Regions from separate parts of the Mus musculus genome. Here region 1 is linked to region 2. A link is a loop called in an ENCODE intact Hi-C map of the cell type or tissue named here. Cell type or tissue: left cerebral cortex. All regions are shown on one strand. Links, peaks and the distances in the headings refer to the core of each region. The heading gives the core; the rest is flanking DNA. Region 1 has its middle 4.9 kb from the start of Izumo1r. Region 2 has its middle 40 kb from the start of n-TKctt4.

Region 1 (9,019 bases), core at 392-8,391, 90 kb before region 2:
CCCACAGCATCCGGGTCTAGCTTAGCAGCACGCAGGTGCACAGACAGGCAGCTTGGCCAGCCAAGAATTTAAGCAACAATCAAAGCTGAAACAAAAGCCGCCCCTCAGGGCCACCAGGGGCAGCCTGCATTTGCACCCTGTGCCTGGTCTGATCGCTGCTCCAAAGGTCCCATTGGAGGTGATGCCCATAACTTTGCTTGTCTTTTATGTTCTGTCTCCAAAGGAAAAGTAGCCAAAAATCACTGAAATTTCATACAAAAAGTAGTAAATAAATAAAAACATTCCTTGTGATTTCCACCAAGGAAGACAAAGTACAGCACACGGTGTTCAGCTGCCAGTCAATGTACAAAGCACATTGATTTTGTGCAGGGAAAATAGCAGTTTCCATGCGTGGGTATGGAGTACTGAACATCCACGAGGACTAGTCACGGGGCTGGAGGCTAGGGCACTGGTACACAGTCTGGCTTACTGCCTGCAAGAATACCCCAAATGAGCACTCTCTTTTGTAGGGGATACTGAGGCTCGGACAGAGGTTGATGGAGCTAGAATCTGAGAAAGGCTTGTTTGACTCCATATTTAATGCTTATGAACCAGGTGAGGGGGATGCCCCCAGGACTGAGGGGTAGAAACTATCCAGATCTTTAAAAAAATTAAACGTCACAGTCAGACTTTGGGGGTGGGGGTGTGTTGGCTTTTCCGGAACAGAGCAGTAATGGTTATCAGCCCAACTTGCATGTCTGGTCTTCAACAGAGCTGAGACTCATTTCCTGAAGCCAGAGGCCAAATGGAAAGGCATTTCTGCTTCGAGGGTCTCTTTTGTATCGGTGTCCACAGGGACAGCAGAGGCAGGTACTCACGTCTGTCCTGTATAGACACCCAGGGAGCAACAAGTCTTGACAAGTAAGCGTTTTGGAACTGAACATTAAATTTAAAATGACTGTGGATGTGGCAAGAGCAAGAATCCAAAAATGAGTCACACGAGTCATTACTGGAATGGAAAAATGTCCTCCACAAGGAGGGAGAGAGATAAGGAGGACTCTCTTAGCCACCTCCAGGACAGAGCTATAGGAATTGTGTCAAAATTGCAGCCAGCATGGATGCAGGTGCAGTGGGGGAGGGGTGATTGCAGAGAGCTCCAGGCCAAGCATCTGTCCCTAGAGAAGTGCTGTGAGGCCCTTGAACAGAGCTCATTTTGCCTTATTTTGTCCCAGTCTTCCAGAGAAATCTGTTTTCCGATTGAAGGCTGCTAAATCAGGGCTGGCTGTGGATGGAGCCACTCAAGCAGCCGAAAACAGCAACAGATTAAAGACCAGGGGAAGAGGGGCAGGCAGTTAAAGGCATTCTGAAGGGGGAGGGAGGGGCAGTGAATGGGGTGACCTGAAGTGACAGGGATGCTGGATGGTGATGCCTGTCCTGTCTTCCCACCGTTTGGGTTATCAGGTCATCCAAAGCAATGCATTTGAAGACAAACAAAAAACAAAAAAGCTAGGACACCCCAGGGTATCTGAAGTCTGCAGCCAGTGCCAAGGCCTGACAGGAACTCTTCTTCTCAAGTATCCTCCTTACCCCCTGAATAATTAAACTCCCTTGCAAGTTTGTAGCTCTGGCAGAGGGCAGCGTGCCTCTCACTCTGGATGGTTCAATCTAATGTGAGGTGTTGTTGGCTTAAGCTCCTGTTCTTCCTGCAGCAGGGGTAGTGCTCAGAGACTCCAACCAGGCTCCCTGGTTCCCTCCAAGGCAATATCCATGCAACAGTCAAAACGGTAAAACTTCCCAGGGCGTTACTCTAACATCTGCCAACATCGGGAAAGTTGAGAGAACTTCACAGTGGATACTCATCTCCAATTTGATTTTATACGTTCTGTTTTGTGTTTTATGTTAGTTTGAGCCAACCATCCATCTCTTTCTTGAGGAATCTGTCCCCTGAGCTTCTCAAAGCAGGAAATCAGTGCACTTCCAAGTAATTCAAACACATCGTTAGCCAGATAATATCTGTCATGATTTAAAAAAAAAATCCAGAATGATCCTTTAAAAACATAAAGATGGTTGCCAGATGTTCACATTTAAAATCTTTGTATACATTTAAGTAACTGTTCATGGTTTGTGGGCTTAAATTGTTTTAATTTCATGTACATTGCTGTTTAGTATGTCTATGTGAGGGTGTCACATCTCTGGAACAGGAGTTTTAGACAGTTGTGAGCTGCCATGTGGATGCTGGGAATTGAACCCAGGTCCTCTGGAAGAGCAGCCAGTGCTCTTAACCACTGACCATATCTCCAGGTCCTCACAGGCCCTATTTAATCTAGTATCCATTTATTTCTCTGTTCTAATCTGAGGTCCATTTTTTCCTATTCTGAATTAATTGTTTGTGTGTGTGTGTGTGATGGAGTGGGCATTTGTGCCATAGACTATGTATCCAGTCAGAGGACAACTTTATAAAATCACTTCTCTCCTTTCACCTACCCTTGCTTTCACAGACAGAACTCAGCTCCTTCCTTTTGCGTGCACTGCAGAGCATTTGACTCTCGAAAATCTGTAACTGCCCTGCTCCCAAAACGTGGCTCCTTGGCAAGGTTTACTCTCTCACAGTCCACTCGCCCTCAGCCTCAGTGTCTAGGGACTCCTACTCGGTTCTGGTTCCCAGAAGGGACTGCTTGCCCCTGCCCACGAGGGATGAAGCTCCTTGGTGTGGGGAGATGCTCTCTTGGGTCTGATGTTATAGCTTTGTTCCCACCGCTGCCTTTTGCCCCATGAGCACCTGTCAGTCTCCCTCAGCCTCCCTTCTGTACACAGTTCAGGCAGACACATGCCCGAGCAAGAGTCTCATGTTATGTGCCTTTAGAAAGCAGCAACACTGGTCCAGACAGCTCCCCAGTTTACTATGACCTAGCCCACCTCTCTTCTATTCTCTCCCTTTCTTTCCCATCCTCCTCCTCTCAGACATCTTTCTCCCATCTTTAAAAGTATTTCTTGTCTCCTCCCATTCTCTTATCCTTTTCCTTATATAATTCAAACCATGAGAGAACTTATTTTGAAAGGACAACATAAACCCTATTTTTCTCCATTTAAGGATCAGATCTGATTTTAAAAAGAAGGCCACAGGCACCAGCTCCATGAACAGACCATAAGTCCCAGAAACAATGTCATAAGACACCAGGTCTAGGAACAGACCATAAAATCCAGAACAAGATATAAAACCCCCTTCCAAAGAACAGCCCAGGAATAGCCACAAGAATGGGAAAATATCTTAGAATGGGCCATCTGCACTGGATAGCCCTATCTCAGCCAATGGTTAAACATTTATGACATAGGAATGCAGGCCATTGACTCCAGACCACTTGTGACACCCTAGCACCCACCAATGAGATTTTGGATTTCCCAGTCCCTCTAGAGAGTTCCCCTGGTTCCCTATAAGAAGGCTTGCGTGCCTTTGTTTGGGGTCCCCATTTCATAAAATGGTTGACCCCCACATGCTGGTTGTTTCTGCAGAATAAATGCTCTCTGTTTTTGCGTTCTATCTGAGTCTTCCTTTAGCGATTTTCAGACCCTGACATTTACTTAAAAACAAGCATGTTTTGCAGTACCAAGGACTGAATTGGGAGCCTTGCACAAGCTCCCGCACTGAGCTGTGCCATAGCCTCTTTTCTTTGTCTCCCTCTTGCTTCTCTGATCTCTCTTCCTCCCTTTCCTTCTCTGCTCCCATTCTTGTCTCTCCCTCACCCCTCTAATTCATCACAACTGCTCTCTCTCACTCCCCCTTTCTCTCTCTCTCCTCCCCCTCCTCCACCCCTCCCATTTTCCTCTTGCAATTTTCCTCCCTCGCCCCCACAAGCTCATTCTCTGATGGTGGCTGAGAATTTCTGGGTGTCAGTGCTGGGCCTCTCATCACCACTTGAAAAAGGCCCGCTTTTTAGGTCTAATCACAAAACGGAAATGAGTGTGAAGCCTACCAGGTACTGGAGAGCATCCAAGTACAGGGACGACAGATAGAAAACATCAAAGTTGTAATGGAAAGACTGAAAATTAGACACACGTTCTCTTCCTTCCGTTCACAGCCACAGAGTATGACAGTAGGTTTATATGGTGTTGCAGTATGCAGTCTGCCCCTGCATCCTGCCCTGGAAATACCCTTTGACCCCACACCTCTCACATGTCCCTGCATTCTTTTGCTCTCTTAGCCATGCTTCTAACACCCTGTATGTGTTCTCCACGGCTCCTCTACCAGGGCCTCTCAGATTCTTCCTACCATTCCATGTGATCCACTCTTGTTGAATTTGCCAGCCACCTCCATGTGTTAGATCCGATGGGCAAAGCCTGTGAGCTCACTTGCCTCTCCATAGCTTGTGACTAAGGTAATGCCCCTGCCTCCATCTGATTCTCAGGTTCTCCATTCTTGTCTTCTGCCCACATCTCAGTGTTTTTATTCCTTGAGTACCTATTTCCCCCATGAACCTGCTCTTGAGCCTTGTCCCAGCGCTGCTTCCTTTGTCTCTGGGCCTCTGACCTCCAGCATGGTTTCCTTGATTGTCTGTGTGTGGGTCCTTAAAAAGCACTCTCCAAATCAAAACAACCCTGAGATTCCACCTCACAACAGTCAGAATGGCTAAGATCAAAAATTCAGTTGACAGCAGATGCTGGCAAGGATGTGGAGAAAGAGGAACACTCCTCCATTGTTGGTGGGATTGCAAGCTTGTACAACCACTCTGGAAATCAGTCAGGCAGTTCCTTAGAAAATTGGACATAGTACTACCGGAGGATCCCGCAATACCTCTCCTGGGCATATATCCAGAAGATGTTCCAAATGGTAATAAGGACACATGCTCCACTATGTTCATAGCAGCCTTATTTATAATAGCCAGAAGCTGGAAAGAACCCAGATGCCCCTCAACAGAGGAATGGATACAGAAAATGTGGTACATCTACACAATGGAGTACTACTCAGCTATTAAAAAGAATGAATTTATGAAATTCCTAGGCAAATGGATGGACCTGGAGGGCATCATCCTGAGTGAGGTAACACATTCACAAAGGAACTCACATAATATGTACTCACTGATAAGTGGATAATAGCCCAAAACTTAGGATACCCAAGATATAAGATACAATTTGCTAAACGCATGAAAATCTAGAAGAATGAAGACCAAAGTGTGGACACTGTGCCCCTTCTTAGAATTGGGAACAAAACACCCATGGAAGGAGTTACAGAGACAAAGTTTGGAGCTGTGACAAAAGAATGGACCATCTAGAGACTGCCATATCCAGGGATCCACCCCATAATCAGCTTCCAAACGCTGACACCATTGCATACACTAGCAAGATTTTGCTGAAAGGACCCAGATAGAGCTGTCTCTTGTGAGACTATGCCGGGGCCTAGCAAACACAGAAGTGGATGCTCACAGTCAGCTATTGGATGGATCACAGGGCTCCCAATGGAGGAGCTAGAGAAAGTACCCAAGGAGCTAAAGGGATCTGCAACCCTATAGGTGGAACAACATTATGAACAAACCAGTACCCCAGAGCTCTTGACTCTAGCTGCATATGTATCAAAAGATGGCCTAGTCGGCCATAACTGGAAAGAGAGGCCCATTGGACACACAATCTTTATATGCCCCAGTACAGGGGAACGCCAGGGCCAAAAAAATGGGAATGGGTGGGTAGGGAAGTGGTGGGGGGAGAGGGTATGGGGGACTTTTGGGATAGCATTGGAAATGTAATTGAGGAAAATACGTAATAAAAAAAAAAAAGCACTCTCCATTCCTGGCCTGTGTTCCTAGACCTCCTGTAACACTTCACTCTTCTCCCAGCTTCTCCCACCTGCTGCTCTCTGTTCCCTCTCGGTTCTGCTTTCTCATGTTGATTAATGGGACCCCTTCCCCATAGTCCCCTGGGCCAGAAGTCTATAGTTACTGTAGACTTCTCTCCGTCTCCTACCGCATGCAAGTGCTTTAACATAACATACAAGCCTCTTTGTGGTCCAGCCACTGGTTACTATGGAAACCTCCCCTTCCTTCTCATCTTCATCCTATGTGCTTATCACGCTGCTCTCTGAATGAACCACCATTCTCTGCCCTTGCACCTGCAGGTCTGTCTGTCCTGAAGACCTGACCCTGCTTCTTCACCAGCTGTTTGCCCTGCAGGGTTCCATTCTGGTGCCATTCTCTTTAGACAGCCTCTCTTTGTCTGTCCCTAGAGCAGACTTTCTCCACGGCCACCCTGATTTGGAACTTTGTTTTAACATTGCTTTTGATAGTGTGTCTTCAGCATGTTTACGATGCTATTCTTCACACTCTGAGTCCCTTGAAGGGGTATACTTTGTCCTTCTGTTCCCAGCCTCTAGCATAGTTTGTGGTGCATAGAAGGGGCTTTAAATGTTTCAACAAATGAGTTAATGCAAAGGGCTTAGTGTGACAGTCCACAGGGCTTCAGCCCAAGTCTGCGGCCAATGTTCTTTCCACACAGGTTAATTTTCAGCAAAGGTTCTGCTGTGTCAGCCTGGTATACTCAAAACTAAAGTGTCTTTGGACAATGCAGTAACCCATCAATGGTGCTATTGAAACATTTTCCCAAGTTCCATCCTTGATCCTTTCCCTAATGACTTTCAAACTGTCCTAAACATGTAAACTTAGACTGGGAGGATTCTGAATGGTTCCAACATATGCAGCCCCATTTAGACTTGGCCTCCCAGAACCTAATTCTTAGTACCCCCATACCCTGTCTCTACTCACCCTCCCCAGGGACCTGAGCTATTCTTGGTGTTAGCTTTAGACCCAAAGCCACAGCCGTGTCCTGGTGTCTGAATAAAGGATCCTACACTCTAGCTAAGTGTGTTGCTTTTGATGCCCGCAGCCCCCTTTGCTTGCATTGCACTGGATTTTCACTTGTATGATTTCCTTTCACATGGGAAATCCCACCCTTGTCCTGGATGTACCCACAACAATCTTTTCAGTTGGTTCCTCATTTCCAGGACTCAATTGGGGAGACCTGCATCTGAGTTAGGTGTCCTTCCTGAACTCCTGTGGCCCACAATGTTACCGTTATCATGAACCTACCTACCACACTGCTCTTGTATAGGCACAAGTGGACGTGTTCCCTTCTGGAGCCCAGGCTCCTGGGAAGTAGTCAGCTTGCCTAGCAGCTTCACATGTAGGAACACAGTGGGTATTTGTTAACTAAACAAAAGATTATTTTTGTACAAAAGACCCTATGATTCATTTTTTTTGTATTTTTTGGTTTGTTTTTGTTTTTGTTTTTTTAACCAAGAAGCTATCAGTAAAAATTCTCAGAAAGTCAAATTTTTATATTTGGCAACAGTATTTGGTGTATGTGCACATGTGCATGTGAATATGTGTCCAGAACCGGGAGACTTAATAGATCCCATTAGAGACGGTTGTGAGTCACCATGTGGTTGCTGGGAATTGAACTCAGGACCTCTGGAAGATCAGTCAGTGCTCTTAACTGCTGAGCCATCTCTCCATGTCTTTATGTCTCTGCTATACATTGAAAATGACTGGGAAACTTCACAATGTATTTTGTAGTTTAAAGGAATAAAATGATAAAGAATAATCACAGAATTTGCATTTGTTTGTTTGTTTGTTGTGTATATGCACATGCACACATGCCACAGCCTGAGTGTGGAGGTCAGAGGACAACTTGCAGGGAGTCAGTTCTTGCTTTATATCATGCAGCATCCAGGGATTAAACTCAGCTTATCAGGTTTGGTGGGAAGCAAAGATGATGGATAGCCAGAGATGAACTCCCCCAGAGACTGTGGATAAATGACCCTGTAGTGTGATCATTAAGTAGTTTCCATTCCTAGAACAATGAGTCTTATGATCCTCAATCCTGCAGTGACCTCTTTCAAGACCCAAAACTCTTGAACAGCTTTTTGTTTTTATGAGATTTACAGTGCCATGAAATATGAATGGTAATGAATATTCAATGACTCCAGTTTACAGAGCTAGACTTTTCACTTGCTGAGTGCCCCTTATATTTGAGTTAAGAATTTTGTGTTTCTGCTCATGCCAGTGGGATGTCTAGTTACCAAGGATACTGGGCATAAGAGGATCCACTGAGTCATCTCACTGAACTGTTCTTGAAGACAAAGCATGGCACATATCCGTAGCTATGTGGGAAGTCTTTCACCTTCTAAATTCCCAGGCATGAAGGTCTGTTTTTGAATCTGGAATTTGTCTAATGAAATCATCTCTACAAATGGGTAAATACGTCCTTCAGAAGGAATAGGCTGTGGTTATCAGAAGACCTTTGACTTATTCAAGTTAGGCACAAAGGGAAGATGACCGAGATATCCAAGTGTCTGTCCAGTTCTACGTTTTGTAGCAAATCTTGGACGTGTCTCATGTCCTTGCCCATCTGCTCTCTGGAGATAAAGATAAGGTCATATGTCAATGGTGTGTGATGTGTATCACATAGTATTGATTGATGGATGGATGAATGGGCATGTGAACAACCCTGCACACTATGTCATGCTAACTGAAAATATTTTGTAGTTATTTTTATTTGGATATTAAGTGTGGCTTAAGGAGAAGTGCACTCTGATGATTTATGATTCTATTTGTCTAGACTTTTGTTCCATTTTAAAATAAGACAGTATTGTAGATGTTACAGTGAGACATTTTGTGTGTTGTTAAATCATGGATGGTGGACTGGCTATTTGGTTCAAATCTATCTGTAAAATTCATGCTCTCTAAATTTTGCATTAAATGAGGCAGAGCAAAGTGCATTGAATTCTCCTTTAAAACTTATGATAATTCTTTTTTTCTTTTTTTCATTAGATATTTTCTTCATTTACATTTCAAATGTTATCCCCAAAGTCCCCTATACCCTGCTCCCCAACCCACCCACTCCTGCTTCCTGGCCCTGGCATTCCCCTGTACTGGGGCATATGATCTTCACAATACCAAGGGCCTCTTCTCCCATTGATGGCTGACTAGGCCATCCTCTGCTACATATAAAACCAGAGACACAGCTCTGAGGGGTACTTGTTAGTTCATATCATTGT
Region 2 (9,019 bases), core at 393-8,392:
CAGTTCCAGTTATCTGTCTCACACAAGTGAAAATGTCAGTCCCCAGGAGTGTTTCTTTAAATATGGGATCCTGGGCTAATTAAGCTATCAATCTGGCCCTTGCCTTTTAATTTCAGTGGGTCTCTGGGGAAATTAAAGTCTTGAAGACAGGACTTTGGAAAAGCAGAATGGTGCATACAGGCTGGAATGTGGCTCCAACCACTGGTCTTTTGGGGCCAGGCCATATCCTCACATACATAGGCCACCTAAGAAAAAGCTAGCTCTTTGCCCAACACCTCCTTGTTTTTTTGTTTTTAAGTAAGAGGATTAGATTAGAATTATATGTTTTAAAAACTTTTTATTGATTCCTTGTGAGTTTCATATCATACACCCCAGTCCCACTCATCTCCCCATCCCTTCATATCTACTCTTTTCCTTTGCAACCCTCCCCCACAATAACACACAAACACACACACACACACAGAGAGAGAGAGAGAGAGAGAGAGAGAGAGACAGAGACAGAGAGACAGAGACAGAGAGACAGAGAGACATAGAAAACATCTCATTGTAGAATATACCCTTCTGTCCACACATCTTCACTTATGAATGTTCATTGTAATGAGTCATTGGTCTGGTTCTAGATCTCTGGCTTCTGTGACACCATGTTGTGGCCCTGTGTTATGGAGATCCTGCAGCTTTGGAACAGCAGAACTGGCCCTTTCACAAGTCCCAACCATTCCTAGATGATGTAGGTTTTGAGGTGGGCATCTCTGAGCCCATCTCTGGGCCCGGTGATAGCAGACCTGGTCAGTCTGCCAACTCTTTCATATCTGCACAACTAGGGCGAGCTCTCTAGCAATGCCTCCATTGGCAGAATCCTGTTCTTATGACCCCTGGGCTGGCTCACTCACACCCATGCCTTCAGAGCCAGCTCCACTGTGCTGCCCAGTCATGGCACTGGGACTTACTTCCCCAAGTGGTGTAGCCAGCAAAGGGCTGGGCCAGCTCTCCCACTGTCACATCCCTGGGGCTGGCTCACCAGTGTCTTTGCCCTTGGTGCCAGCTCCACTGTGTTGCTCAGGCAAGGTGCAGGGCCTGCTCTCCTGAGTTCTATAGCCAATGAGGGGCAGGGCTAGATCTCCTGGCCTCATGGCCTTGGGGCCAGCTCTCCCAACTAGCACAGGTAGAAAGGTTGAGTCGGGGGAGGATATCACTTTTCCATCCATGCCACCTTGGGACAAAGGAGTGGAGGGGCTAGAATTGAATTTTTTTTTTTAAGCTTGAAGGTATTCTTTGCTATGAAAAGGAATCTCCTATTATTGGCACATACATATTTTATTGTTGTTATGTGATGGTGTTTTATTCTGCATCTGTGTGCTTACCTATTTTGTTCAGGTTGTAACCAGCAAGCATTTATTTTTCTCAGCCCAGATGCTGGAAATTTAAAAATCAAAGCACCAGGAGACACTGAGTGGTGCCTTCTGAGGATCCAATTTCTGACTTTTGGACAGCCATTTTCTTGCTTATTATCACATGGAGAGAGAGAGAGAGAGAGAGAGAGAGAGAGAGAGAGAGAACTGTTTTATTCATCTTTATATTCCTACATGATAACATTGTCCTTGGGACATTGTAACATTTAGACACTGCCTAATGAAGAAATGATTATGCACATAAGTGTGGGTGTGAACAGGCGAATGGTTGAGTGATTCAGAAATGTTGCTGAAGATGTAGTGATAATCTGTGATGAATGTGGATGATATCTTGGGTCAAAGGACTGAAAGAAATGAACTATAAAGAACTTATCCCAATAAACAGAGAGATACCAGTGTCTCTAAGCTACCAGTGAATGAAGCAGTACCCTAGATTGTTCTGAGGGCTTAGTCATTCAGTCAATATGGGTCTGTTGTGGTGGCTCACCAAGATGTGAGCCCATGTCTGATGGCTTCCATAGTAACAGAATCAATCAGTAAATCAACAAGGAGTTACAGAGCATCACTTGGGACCTCAGCCCAGGGTTGCAGCTGAGCTCATCAGAGAAGTAGAGCAGTAGGCAGAGGGTACAGGAGTCATTCAAAGATGAAAGTGACCCAGGGTGCATCACTGATGTGGTATAGATATGGCTACTTACCTGTGACGAATTCACTCCTTAAGAGGCCAAAGTTGAGTGTGATTCAGATAGGCAGACAGCCTTCTCAGCTGCCACCCACCTCACAGCACAGCCATTGTAGGCTGGCCTATTGTGTCTATCTTAACAGAACCCTGGGAGCCTCTGAATATTTTTGGATGGATCTGGAACATCTGTAGTCAGTTAAGCATGTGTAGAAGGTTTGTTATAAAACTGAATTTATAGAGAGAGCATACTTTTGCTTAAATTGTGGTATAAATATGAGTCTGCTGAGAGTGGTGAGTCTGGGGAAGCTTATGGGAGACGAAGCCTCATTTCCCTCTGTCCTTGACCATATAAGATGTTTTAATCACACAGCATCATTACTTTCCACACTCTTTGTCATCAGCTCTTACAAAGATGGAACAGAACTGAGTGTTCTCCAACAAATGGTGATGTAACATAGATAAAACATCAAGATTAAACTGTAGGATAAAGCATTAGGCAGCTCTGAAGAGGCTGCACCAACTCTCAGCAGGAAAGGCAAGCTTGTCCTCTGTCCCTGAACATGAGTGTTCAGCCATTTCCTGTGGTCATACCAGCCATAGAGGCAGCTCTCGTGCCATTAGCTCTAGGGTCCATGGCCCTTGCTAGTGGTACTATAAAGGCCCAGCACATGCTGGCGATTATACCCAAGGCAGATGAGCATGGCTCCTCCAGACTCCTCACTCATCAGAAGCACATGCAGAATGGCCAAACATGCCTTTTCTAGGGCTCACTACAGACGTGTCCTTCACAAATCAGAGGATGAGCCTGAGGCCTTTACTCTCCAGCACTTTGTGCAAGCCAGGCAGTTGGAAGCATGGATTCTTAGCCAAGCCAGCAAGCCTTGTGTCATTTGCACTTTTCTTCCATTCTTTCAATGGAAAGTGGGGACAAGACACCTTCCTGGGCAGGTGGAGGCCACCCAAGGATTGCGACTCACTGTGGTGGAGTGGGACTCAAACTTGACCCTCACAGCTTCTCCCAAAGCTTCCCTGGAGCCTTTGGTGTGACCTTTCCCAGGTCTCTAGATGTCACAGGCTATGTTGGGTGCCGTAGGCGTCTGGACTTTCCAGGACTGGAAAGATGTCCATGGGTAGATGAGCAGACAGTGGCTCAGTGGCATCATTTGTGGGGCCTGTTCCCTGCGCTGGGCTGGCTTTCTATGTGGGTCTGGTGGGAAACTCTTAGGTCACTTGGGTGCTGCCCTGTACAGGGACCAGCTAGACTTGTGGGGCCTCTGTGTTGTTTCTCACCAGAGTGAATTGTCAGAAAAGCTCAGCCTGACTCCTGAATTACAGTCTGGCTTCCTGACTGATCTCATGATCTTTTCCTTTTCCTCCCTTCCTCTCTTCCTTCCTCCTTTCATTTCTTCCTCCTCACCTCTCTCCTTTCTTCTTCAATCTTTGCCTTTTTCCTCCCTCCTTCCTGTCCTCCTCTCGCGCCCCTCAGTCCCGGAGTGCTGCACCCTGGTAGAAAATGTCCTGTAATATGTGCATAGAGCATTCTGACACTCTCTCCCTTCCTAAGTAGTTCAGACTTAAGTCATTCAGAGCCAAGCAAGGCAGGTGTCTGGAGTATCCACTTAGGATGGAGAAGAGAAAACCATGTGACCAGGAAGCCGGGCAGTCACATCATCTCTGTGCCTAAGTGGAGCAGAAGCAGCAAAGAACAGAGAGGGCCTCAGCGCTCCATTTATTCTGGTATTCTCTGAATTTCCTTTCGCCTTTTAAAAAATTATTTTTGCAGTGAATATGTCATCTTTGCCTCATCCTTCTAAATTAGAAATAAAGTAAGATTATCTGGGCAGCCACCACTTGGCCAAGTCACCAGGCAGGGAAGGATGCCAGGGGCCCTAAGCCTGGATCCTGCATAATAAAGGCCAGGCACAGGGTCTCTGCATCATCCAGGCAGCGGTGTGCAAGCCCTGGAGGGTGGGCTTTCCCATCCCCCAGCTCCTTCACCATTCCATCTCAGGCTGGGGGAGGTTCATGCCCATCTGGTTTATTCTCTGGGGTTCTCTGAGTCAAGACTATTCCTGGGTCGCTTTGACAATACCCACACCACCCTCACCCATCTGCCCAATCTTTGTTTCCACCTGTGCAGGGCTGGGAGCTAGAGCCCCGAGGACAGCAGAGCCACGGGCTTCTAAGGAGTAAAGGTCTCTCTTAGCAACTGCCCCTTCCAGGGTTCGTCCTGAAGATGGACTTCCCACCCTTCAAAGACCTTTCTTTGCATTTACAGTTATTTCTGAGGCCAACAGGAAGCTACTTTCTGGGAATGCAGCTCAGTAAAGCACTCGTCTAGTATGCACAGTACCCTAAATCTGCTGCTTAGCATCGCATAAACCCGGAATGGTGCTCCAGGCCAGTGATCCCTGTGTAGTTCAAGGTCATCTTTAGCTGCACAGTAAGTTTGAAACTAGTCTGGACTATCTGATGCCCTTTCCTTACACAAACAAATAAACAAACAAACATACTGCTCCTATCTGATGAGTTCCCACTGAGTGTCAGATATAACATCTCACAACAACAACCCTGAAAAACAGAGAGGTTGATTCCTAAGGCCAATTCAGGTATTAGAGAGAAGATTCCAAACCAGATTTTCTAGTGTTAAAACCCAAACTGAACCCTTTTCTGCTGGTCATGAGACATTTTCCATTGTGCACCCATAACTTGAGTTCTTCTAGTTGTCAAATCAAATATTTTATACAACAGCTCCCGAGTGCTTGGTGAATGCTGGTTCTGGGCTTAATGTTTCTATTTAATCTACTTTAATTATCAACCATACCCTTGATTCTTGTGAGATTCAAGAAGAAACTGGAGCCTACCATAGTCAGGAGCTAAGGTCACCCAGCAGTCACAGGCAGCAATCATGACAACACATTCTTCCTAGGGTGCTTCACCCCAAAACGAGGGGAGCATGCTTCCTGCATCGTGGTGACTGCGAGACCTAATTTAAGTTTAAATGCCTGACACAGCAGCACTCGGGAAACGCTGCTTCCCTTTCTTCCCTGTCCAAGGAGAAGCAGGAGATCCACAAGCAGAGACAGTGCGGTGCAGAGTTTGTTCAAGCTGCTCACTGCAAAGCTGCTTCTTGGTGTAACTATCGATGAAAACTAGGCATGCACTTTCCTTAGCCTTCTTCTTACTTAGAAAAAGCAGCAGATGTGTGGGAGCATGTGAACACACCACAGTTCTCCGATGTTTCAGAAGTCAGTTCTTGCCTTCTATCTTGAGGTAGGCTTTCTCCTGTTCTGTGTCCATGCTGCGTGCGCCTAGTGGTTGGCTGGTTCTTGTCTCTCATCTTTTTCTAGGTGTGCCGGGATTACACATTCGTGCCACCAGATCTAGCTTTTCACATGAATTCCAGGGAATGGACTCAGGTGGCCAGGTTTCTGTAGCTGAGCCAGCTCCGTCCCCCTTCTTACTTTCTATGCCATTGCTCCTAGGAAACACTATGAGCCAGAGGCTTGGTAGAGGAGGGGTTTGAATAATCTGTAAAATGAATGTTGATCTCATTTGGATGGGATTTTCAGTACTTTAAGGTACTGAAGGCTTTTCCTCATGGGCTCTTGGTGTCTAGGAGAAACCAAGCATCCTGCCTCTTCACACCAACTCAGTCACTGACCCTGGCTAACTCATTGAATGGGTCAGGAGCTCAGCAGAGTGCTCTGCAGATGAGCTGGGGGCCATGGAGATTCACCATCTGGCATCAACAACAGGCCCAGAAGCAGGCCCAGGTCTACTAGAAAGATCTGAGAGGAATTTATGTGGAACTTCAAAAAATTGAGTATGAAAGATGTAAAACACCTCATCATTTTTATACTGAAATGCCGTGCTGAGCTAATCTGGGTTATTAAGATGTTTAGGGATGATGGTTAACATTCATTTTGTCCATTTCAAGTCTGGATAAACAATTTTGAAAATCACATACACGCCTTCCATTGTATCCCACCGGACAAGCTGTCCAAACCTGAGTTTTGCTTGTGGCTTACTCTTTTTCTCTCTTTCTCCTGCTTCCTCTTGCAGCAGCCAGAGTTTTAGGTAATTTCTTTTTTCTAAAATGAAACTTCTCTCAAGGGGTGGTAGTATTATAAAGTGCTTAGACAGATGAAGAGCCTTGAGGGCTTCTGTACTTAGCAATGTTTCCTTTGTAACAGGCACTTCTCATATTCAGAAAGAACAAATGAGATCAACGCTAAAATGTGAGGTTTCTTACTTCTGAAATTGCCATCAGAATTTCCTTTTATGTTCCTGAAGTTTCCATGGAAGCTTGGGCTCTATAAGACCATCTTCACTTAGAGGTAATGCAGATTTCATTTCTGGGGTTTGGGAGTGATTTTCAACAGCACTTTAGTTCCTCTTGTTTCTCAGTTTTTGTGTGTGTCTGAGAAAAGACACACGGAAACTTTAGAAATTGGCTCTTGAAAGGGATGCTTTGCTTGTCTTTTTCTGACAGGCCGGCCCCCTCATTTCCCCGAGGGGCCTACCTGTCCCATCTCTGCAATGACACAAAGGAAGAACACTGTATACCCTTCCTCTGCTTTGCTTTCATGAAGAGCCCGCCAGAACACAGGTGCTATCAGAGGGCATATGAAACAGAATGTCAACAATTTCTCATCCTAGAGTTTAGCTGCTATAACCCAGTTTCATCTGGAAAACCCCAGAGCTGTGGACCCAGGTCAGGCAGCCAGTAGCTCCTTCTTTCCCTCCTAGACCCCTGGGTGACCAGAGGGCGTATCATAGAATAAACCTCCCTTAGATGGATAAATACTGAGAACAGGTATCCCCTTCCTTATTATAGCAGTCAGCACTCTGCTGTGGTTTGAAGAGAGCTGTCCCCATAGGCTTCCTACTTGCTTCCCAGTCAGTGGTGGAGTTTGGGAAGAGGAGCTTCACTGGAGGAAGTACATCACTAGGGTCGCTTTGAGGCTGTATAGCCCTCCCCATCCCCAATCCTGTTTCTCCCCCTGCAGATAAGCTGTGGTTGGGTCTCTTCTCCTGCCAGGGTACCTTCCCTGCCTGTTGCCATGACTTCACAATGGACTCCCTCCCTCTGGAACTGTTAAGCCTAAGCAAACCCTTTCTTCTCCATGTTGCTTTTTGTCAGGGTGTTTTTTATCAGACCCAGAAGACGCTCAACACTCAGCTGCGCCTAACAATATGGAGTATTAAAACCTTGGAAGAGAATGAGCCTGGCTACATGGGTCAGCAAGCCCAAGTGTGAGCAGGAGACTACAGCCAAGGACAGGTACTGGGGGGAGTTTCAGAAAGACTCTGGGTTAGGTTCTCAATTCTTAATGTAGGGGGATAGAGGAATGAGGGGTGTGTACTTGGCTGCCTTAAACTGGCCAAGATGAGTAACTGGCCTAGGAAAGTCCATGTCTGACACATGCTCCCCGCTGCACCTAGCAATCTCAGGATTCGCAGTAGTGAGGCAAGTAACCCTTGCATTGGACTAGGTGCTGGAGTACAGGGACAGGGAGCTAAGCTCCTTCCTGGGCTTACCCAGACAGCGAGAGGGACAGGCGTCAGCAGAGGTTAGTGGGAAAGTGGGGGCACTTCCCGCAGAGGTATTAGTTAGAGCTGAATGTTGAATAGAAAGGAGAATATAGGCTACCAGGCTACTTTGGCTAGGAGGGAGGGCCAGGGCCAGAGCCTGAAGATAAAAAGGTGGTAGAGCTGGCTAGGGTCCAGTCAGCAGTTTCTCCAGCTCAACCTCTTCCAGGTAACCTGTCATCCTCATAGACTGAACACTGGGAGACCCTGAGTTGAGGGAGGGCCTGGCTCAGCTCTGTTCAAACCCCTGATACAGAAAGCTGCAAGATAAGCAATGGGCACTTTGAGCTTTTATGTATGGTTCTTTGTTGTGGAGCGATAGAAGATGAATGCAACATCCAGACCCCTGGGGAACAGCTGGGGACCAGGAAGCATTCATAGAGTGCTTAGCACACACTAGGAACTCTGCTAAGACTTCGCATGTTATGGTTTATAAGCCTATGGAATGCATTAATTTCTGCTGTAGAAGTGTTCTCCCCTTAGGCAGAGGTGAGCAGGCTAGCTCATGTCCATCAGCATGTGGTCCAAACAGCTCCCCACCAGGCAGCCAGTGGGCCTCTCAGAGGACTTCCTTCACTGCCAGCTGGATATTAACTAGCAAGTATGGTGGGTGCTCCTGAATGTCACCCATTTCCAGACAGGGATGAGCCTCAGGCATTTCAAGGCTCATCCTCTGGCTCCATCTTCAGTGAAGTGACTCCTGAAGACAGCAAGAAAGACAACTCTCTTTGTTACTTGGGAAAGTTTTATTTAAGGAAACATCATAGCACAAAACTAAAGCACCATTTGCTGTTGTCTGCAGACACAACAGACTCTTTAGAAGAATGTCTGTGTGTGGGGCCAAGCACCTTCCATGGAAGCACCGAGTTCCAAGCACCTTCCATGGAAGTACTGAGTTCCAAGCACTTCCCATGGAAGCACTTAGTTCCAAGTACCTCCCATGGAAGCACTGAGTTCAGCAGTACAATAAGCTTTCACATGTTCTTGACACCATCATTTGGTCTCATCTTCTGGACTTTGTGGAATGAATCTGAAGATGAACTTAAGTGTTTAAATCCATTCTTCATTGGCTCAGTATTTTTACCAAATGACACAGCAAAAATAAAAATAAAAATAAATAAATAAATATTAGTAATCACTCAAAATTTAACTTAGCCAGGTATATGGCACATGCCTTTAGTCCCAACACCTAGGGAGGCAGAGGCAAGTGGATCTCTGAGTTTGAGGCCAGTCTGGTCTATGTGGTGAGTTACAGAATAGCCAGGGCTACATAGAGAAACCTTGTCTCAAAACAATAACAACAAAAACAACAGAAGAATTCTGTAGCCAGGGC

The links. Peaks named below come from ENCODE experiments on the same cell type or tissue, not always from the same donor. Only the 100,000 strongest peaks of a DNase experiment are listed, where the experiment ranks them.
Region 1: a loop joins it to region 2, with 7 times the contacts of the local background. A loop is called at or near these places in 3 of 42 quality-filtered maps.

Annotation. Positions count from the first base shown.
Region 1 is chr9:14,904,174-14,913,192 of GRCm38, forward strand. No RefSeq gene overlaps it. Among named protein-coding and RNA genes, the nearest start is that of Izumo1r, 4.9 kb to the left of the region's middle. In left cerebral cortex, for the core only: no CTCF peak of the experiment used is centred there; DNase peaks (open chromatin) are centred at 1,082, 3,866, 4,218, 6,009 and 1 more place; H3K27ac peaks cover 1,660 bases.
Region 2 is chr9:14,993,715-15,002,733 of GRCm38, forward strand. No RefSeq gene overlaps it. Among named protein-coding and RNA genes, the nearest start is that of n-TKctt4, 40 kb to the left of the region's middle. In left cerebral cortex, for the core only: CTCF peaks have their summits at 5,392 and 5,629; DNase peaks (open chromatin) are centred at 2,197, 3,792, 4,132 and 5,254; H3K27ac peaks cover 3,876 bases.